2 separate regions of the Homo sapiens genome follow, and region 1 is linked to region 2. A link is a loop called in an ENCODE intact Hi-C map of the cell type or tissue named here. Cell type or tissue: PC-3. All regions are shown on one strand. Links, peaks and the distances in the headings refer to the core of each region. The heading gives the core; the rest is flanking DNA.

Region 1 (2,916 bases), core at 207-2,706, 82 kb after region 2:
TTCTGCCTTTTCTTTGCAAATTACGAATTAAGGGTGGGTCGTTTAGTAAAAGAAAATGACAAACTTCCTTATCATTTCTCATTGACATTCTTCACAGTAGAAACAGACTAAGGAAAAGGGCTCTCTTTCCTTGCTATTTTCTGTGTTATTTGCCATTGGAGAGCCACTAATATGTATTCTGATTCTATTTCAACAAAATAAGAGAGGGAAGAGGAAGTGGAAATGGGATTTGTTACAGAAAATAATGACTAAGATGTTTTTTCAAGTGAATAAGAGGAACAAATTCCACTTAATTTTAAAAGCTGATTTTGACAGACAAAAAAGCATTAAAAATTTTAAGTCTTCAAAATAATAAAAGGAAAACTGAATAGCTTGAGGCTTTGGAATTGAGTTTGGGATTAAGAGATTTGCAAACCTACTGGGGTCTGCTGGGGAAACCTTACATTGCCTTAAGGTCCGGTTTTTTGAGAGTTTTGAACTCTTGACTCCAGGACGGTGATGAATTTAGACTTAAATCTGGGGCTTTTGTTGTGGTGGTTGTTTAGCTTTTCTCGGGGGGAAAATAAAAACACGAGTGTTTTAAATTTTCCTTTGGAGACATGAGGGAGGGACGGAGGGAAAGAAAAATTAAACGGTCCACAGCCAGTCCGTATAATTTGAGGTTTTCTCACTAACTTCCTTGGGAGATTACAATGTGACCTTTAGTCGAGAAAATGGTAGCTTTGTTACGTTTATCTGGGTGCCCCTCTCCGCAGGATTGGCCAAGCGTGTTTGTCCGAGAGCCACCGGAGAGAAAGTCCGAACGTGAGGACCCCGCAGCCGCAGTCGCACCGTGGGGCCGAGACCCGGGGCGCGCGTTTCGCGGGCGTGAAGGCGCGGCTCTGAGGCCCCAGGGCTGCTCCGCTCGGCCCTTCAGAAGCGCCTTCTTTGGTTAACTCTACCCCCAACGAGAGCCGCCGAAAGGGCTTCGGGAGCCGCCTCCCCAAGCTCCCGGAGGCCGACAGGCCTGGAGGCGCTTCCCAGAGCCTCGCCCCGGGGAGCTGCCGCCCCAGACCCCCAGCGCCCTGACGAGCGCTCCCGGCCCCTGGCGGGGGTCGAGGCCCCAGCTCCGCCTTCCAAGGCTCAGGCCTCTGCTTCGCCCCAGTCCACGAAGGATCTGGCTCGTAGCAGCAAAGGGACGCCAGCCTGGGCTTCTCTCGCGGGAAGCTCAGAAAGGGACCCATCACAAAGTGTTCCATCGCCTAAATCCCCGCCGCCACGCGGCCCACCTGGCCTGACCCTCGCCTCCTCACCTGACCGTACTTGGCTTCCTGCTCCAGGGCTCCCTTCTCCAACCCGTTCACCGCGTGCGGGGCGGCGGCGGGGAAGTTGTTGCGGCCCAGGCTGCTCCACTCCTCCACCTTGGGGCTGTGGTAGGGGGAGCTGTCGCTCACTGATGGAGAGAAGAGAGGGTGTCAGGCCGGAGGCCCAGCCCGCGCGCCCCACTCTTGAGACGGGACCCAAACCCGCGACGGAGAGCTGGAGGGCTTAGACCTTGGGTCGGCTCCCTGCCCTTGGCCTCCCGAGGGCGCTGGGCCCAGCCGCGACCTCCTGTGCTTCCAGCCCAGGGCCTGGTGAAGTTTTACTCCCCTCAGAGTAGGCCTTTCCAAATTCTCTGACCCACGCCTGAGGGAAGACACTTTTTTCTTTTTCAACCGGTTTTTGATTTCCCTTCGCCCCTTTGCTCTCCCAGGGCAAAGGAGTGGAAGAAACCTAAATCGGAGAAGGAACCCTTAAGGCTGCACGTGCCGTTCTCCACCTCCTCATTCTTAACCCAAGGCCGACTGGGGGTTGACAACAATTTGGCAGTGGGGCTGGCTGAAAAGAAAGAGAGGAGCGTCTGACCTAAGGGTGCCTGCACTGGTGCTCACTGCACTGTGGGGATCTGGTACTTATGTCAATAGAGAACAAAAAGACCTGCACTGTCCTTTGCAAACAAATAACTAAATTATTCCCACGATACAGTGCAAAATATACATGCACAGATTTCTGCTTTGTGTGTGCATAGGGCTCCCCTTGATACACTACCTCTACACATTACATATGTGATATGTGCATATGACTTAAAAATAAATCTTGCAATTACCACTATACATGCCATGGGTGTTAGTGGCAGGGTTTTCCTGAAAGAGTTTAAAAAATGTATATACAAGAAAGAGAAAATGAAATAGGTTAAGAAAATGAAAGTAAAATTAAGTGTTAAGGTGTAATGCCATCAGTTATTCTTTCTGTTCTTGGTGGAGATGCAAAGAAAATTGTATGGTGTAAAGTAATTACTATAATACCTGGGGTTGAGAATATTGAATTATTGGCATTTTTCAGTGACCAGGTATAGTTTCAAAGAGATATGTGAAGGCTACAAACAATGTATGTTTGTCTTTGGGTCCTATGGGTGGAGGAGTGGTTTGGCAAAGCCATTGTAACTTGATTTTAAACACTTCCATCTAACACAGTGCTTTAAAAGAGTGAGCATTTTTGTAGAAATGATCATTTTTATAATCACAAATGTGTCACAAACTGGGTTGTTTAAAGCTGGCATCCAAAATCACAATAATATCTGAAAGGAAAAGTTGCTCCTTTCCATTCTCCAATACTTTCCCAACTGACATTTGCTCTGATGGTAGGATCCCTAGGCAGGAAAAGTTTTCTTTTAAACTCTGTCAGCCTTTTTTTTTTTTTTTTTTTTTCACTATGTCTCCTCCTCTACCACCCCCAAGAATTAGATTGAGTCCCATTTGCACCAGGAAACTGTGTTTTGGTCCAGAACTGCCTGTCTGTCTTTGCCTTCCCAGACAAAAGGCAGTCGGTGGGCACAAGCTTGAAGTTATCTTAAGAAATTGAGATCCCCCTGTGAGCCCCCATTTCTGCTGATCTCAC
Region 2 (2,916 bases), core at 129-2,628:
ACACCAGGATAGTAGACATGAAGTAGAGAAAGAACTCAAGCATGATTTCAAAGATTCTGGCCTGAGTAACTGGAAAGATGGAGTTGCTATTCACTGATGATAAAAATAAAATACTTTAGCCAAATTAAATTTAGAAGAATTTAATTGAGCAAAGAACGATTCGCGAATCAGGCAGCCTCCTGAGCCAGGGTAGGCTCAGAGACTCCAGCACAGCCACATAGTAGAGGATTTATGGACAGAAAAAGGAAAGTGACATACAGAAAACATAAGACAGGTACAGAAAACAGCCAGATTGGTTATAGTTTGGCATCTGCCTTATTTGAACACAGTTTGAACAGTTGGCCACATTGGATTGGCCAAAATTCGGTGATTGGCAGAAGAGTAGGCTGCAGTCTGTTTACACTTCCCTTTAGGTAATAATTCATGATAGACAGAGAAACCTTAGGCTGAACTTTAAATATGTAAAAAGGCAGGCTTAGGCTAAACTTGATTTAACACTGATCTGGAGAATATTGTGGGTGGAGCAAGTCTGTGGAGGGAGAATCTGGAGTTCATTTTGAACATGCTAATTACAAGATGCCTGTTAGACATCCACGTGGAGATGGTTAGTAGGTGACTGGAGGAACTGGAGATGTATGACAGTTATCAGCATATGGTGGATAACTAAAGTCATAGGACCCGATGAAATCACCAGGGAAACAGACAAAGTCCACAAACTAAGCCCTAGGGTTGTCTTCTGCATTGTTTTTCAAGTGTTTTGAATCCTACTTAGTTTATCCAACTCATAGGATATTGACTGAAGGAGTTTGGTAGGGAAATAGCTAACCCTTATTTATTCATTGATAATAATGTGGTATGAAGGAACTAATTTTTCAAAATGATCTGGAAAACTGTGCATATGCAGAAGTCTATAAAGTACATGTAGACGTTGACTCAGTAAATCCAGAAAGCTCAGTGACTGTTTATTTAACTTGTGTTTTAGTCAGTTAAATAAGGACTTGGGCACTTTTTAAAAAAACTGATGCAGAGGACTGAATGACAAAAGAGATGACAAACCTTGGCTCAGCCGTTCCTCAAAAGCCAGCATTTTAGCTCCGTGCAGAAACCAAACAGAGCCCGAGGTGGAGGCCTTCAGCCAACATTAGAGGCATAGTCAGGGAAGAAGCGTTAGAGCCAGGAGGTAGAATGAAATTCCCCAGTGGACTTGATAGTGACTCCTTGAGAACGTGGAAGTCATACGGTGTTCAAGAGCTGAGGTTTTGGAGTCAAATAGACCTTTGTTATTGTCCTAACTCCATCACTTACTAGCTGTTTCACTACTAGGAAAGTTGCTTAACTTCGCTGAGAGAATAGTATCTATGTCATGTAAAAAATTGAATGGGATAATAATTGTAAAGCATTGTGCACAATTGCTATTTTTGTTTCTAACATATCCCTCCCTCAATAGTCTCAATTCCTGTAGAAATACAAACGGTCACCACACTTTTCCTTTGGAGACTAATTTAGTGAATTGAAAGTCCACTAAATCAGACTGTAAATTGTAACCTTCAAAATGCGCGGGTCCAAAGCTTGGGTATTTGGCAGGGGTGGGACAATGGAAGAGCTGCTTTTAACTCCAATACCACTAGGGGGCACCTCCAGAAATTAATTTTGGAATGTACTATAATAACCAATGGCCATGATTAATGCACTTCCAAATGTGAATTATACTTGGGGAACAGTCTGCTTGGTGCACTTAGTGCATGGCATCTTTGGCTTCAAACGTGTATGAATTGGTTGCAGCAGAATTCCACAACAGGGTGTGAATTCCTGAGGCACTGGGTCACACACTTAGTTAAGGTTCCTTTTGTGGAGGACATCTCTGAATTCTGAGGCTTTCTGCCCCAGCTGCCGTCATGTTAGCCCTGTAGCTAGGTCAAGCTGTTAAATCAGGCAACTAACAACAATGTACTAATTCATTTCCATAAACACTAGTACAGAGAACTGGCATAGACTCCATCTTTCTTCCACTAGTAATGCAGTGGAATTAATTTGCTCACTTTTTGTACAAGAGTTTTCCATGCTGGGTAAACAGCTAACATGTGGTTGAGCCAAAATTTAAGGCCAAAGAGTGTGGCTCCAGAGCCCACACTCATATTGCCTTTACTGACAAATAACATCAAATTAATACTAACTGCCAGAGAGTGGTGATTAAAAACAGGAATAACCATTAAGCAGTTTATAACCTGGATTAAATATGGTAATCATGTGACTAATACATATTCAATTCAGTGAAAAATATGCAAGTCATTCCAACTGTTAATATGGATACTGAGTCATGTCTGGGTATATGAATTTATATATATTTGTTGATGTATACATATAGATGTATATGTATAAGAGTGTGTGTGTGCATATATGCATTTAATATAATGTTATCTGGGTGTTACTATGTGTCAGACCTATAAGGTAATATGAAAGGCAACATCTTGGTTAAATAATGCAGGCAGGTACAATATCAACATTTTGTCTACCATGTCAGAGAAAGGTCCTTGGAGAAAATTAAGGTCTTAGTTGATTTTGGACAATAGGATCCTAGAAAAAGGTGTTTATCCTAGTGCTTGGCACAGAGTATATTAATGAAAGAGTGAGTTAAAATGTGAATGATAGTTACTTTATGAATGGGAGGGACAGAAACTAGAAACAGGAGATAAGAAAAGGGGAGCTGGTGAGAAGATGAGAGTGATCAGAATGGAGCAAGGAATTTCCTCAGCAAGGCTTATTTATCAATGAGCTGTCTGGTGAAGGACTTAATAAAAAATAGATTTAGGGATACTAGCACAACTGGGTTACATGGATATATTGCATACTAGTAAAGTCCAGGCTTTTAGTACCCATCGCCCAAATAAATGTACATTATACCCAGTAGGTGGTATT

What was found. Peaks named below come from ENCODE experiments on the same cell type or tissue, not always from the same donor. Only the 100,000 strongest peaks of a DNase experiment are listed, where the experiment ranks them.
Region 1: a loop joins it to region 2, with 4 times the contacts of the local background. A loop is called at or near these places in 5 of 110 quality-filtered maps.

What each region holds. Positions count from the first base shown.
Region 1 is chr14:36,664,978-36,667,893 of GRCh38, reverse strand. PAX9 (paired box 9) reads right to left here. Exons shown (of 4, transcript NM_001372076.1): 3 at 1,293-1,432. Among named protein-coding and RNA genes, the nearest start is that of PAX9, 4.6 kb to the right of the region's middle. In PC-3, for the core only: a CTCF peak has its summit at 1,422; no DNase peak of the experiment used is centred there; H3K4me3 peaks cover 2,500 bases; H3K27ac peaks cover 2,500 bases.
Region 2 is chr14:36,746,480-36,749,395 of GRCh38, reverse strand. The region is part of intron 3 of SLC25A21 (solute carrier family 25 member 21); the gene reads left to right. Among named protein-coding and RNA genes, the nearest start is that of PAX9, 86 kb to the right of the region's middle. In PC-3, for the core only: CTCF peaks have their summits at 1,625 (motif pointing right) and 1,645 (motif pointing right); no DNase peak of the experiment used is centred there.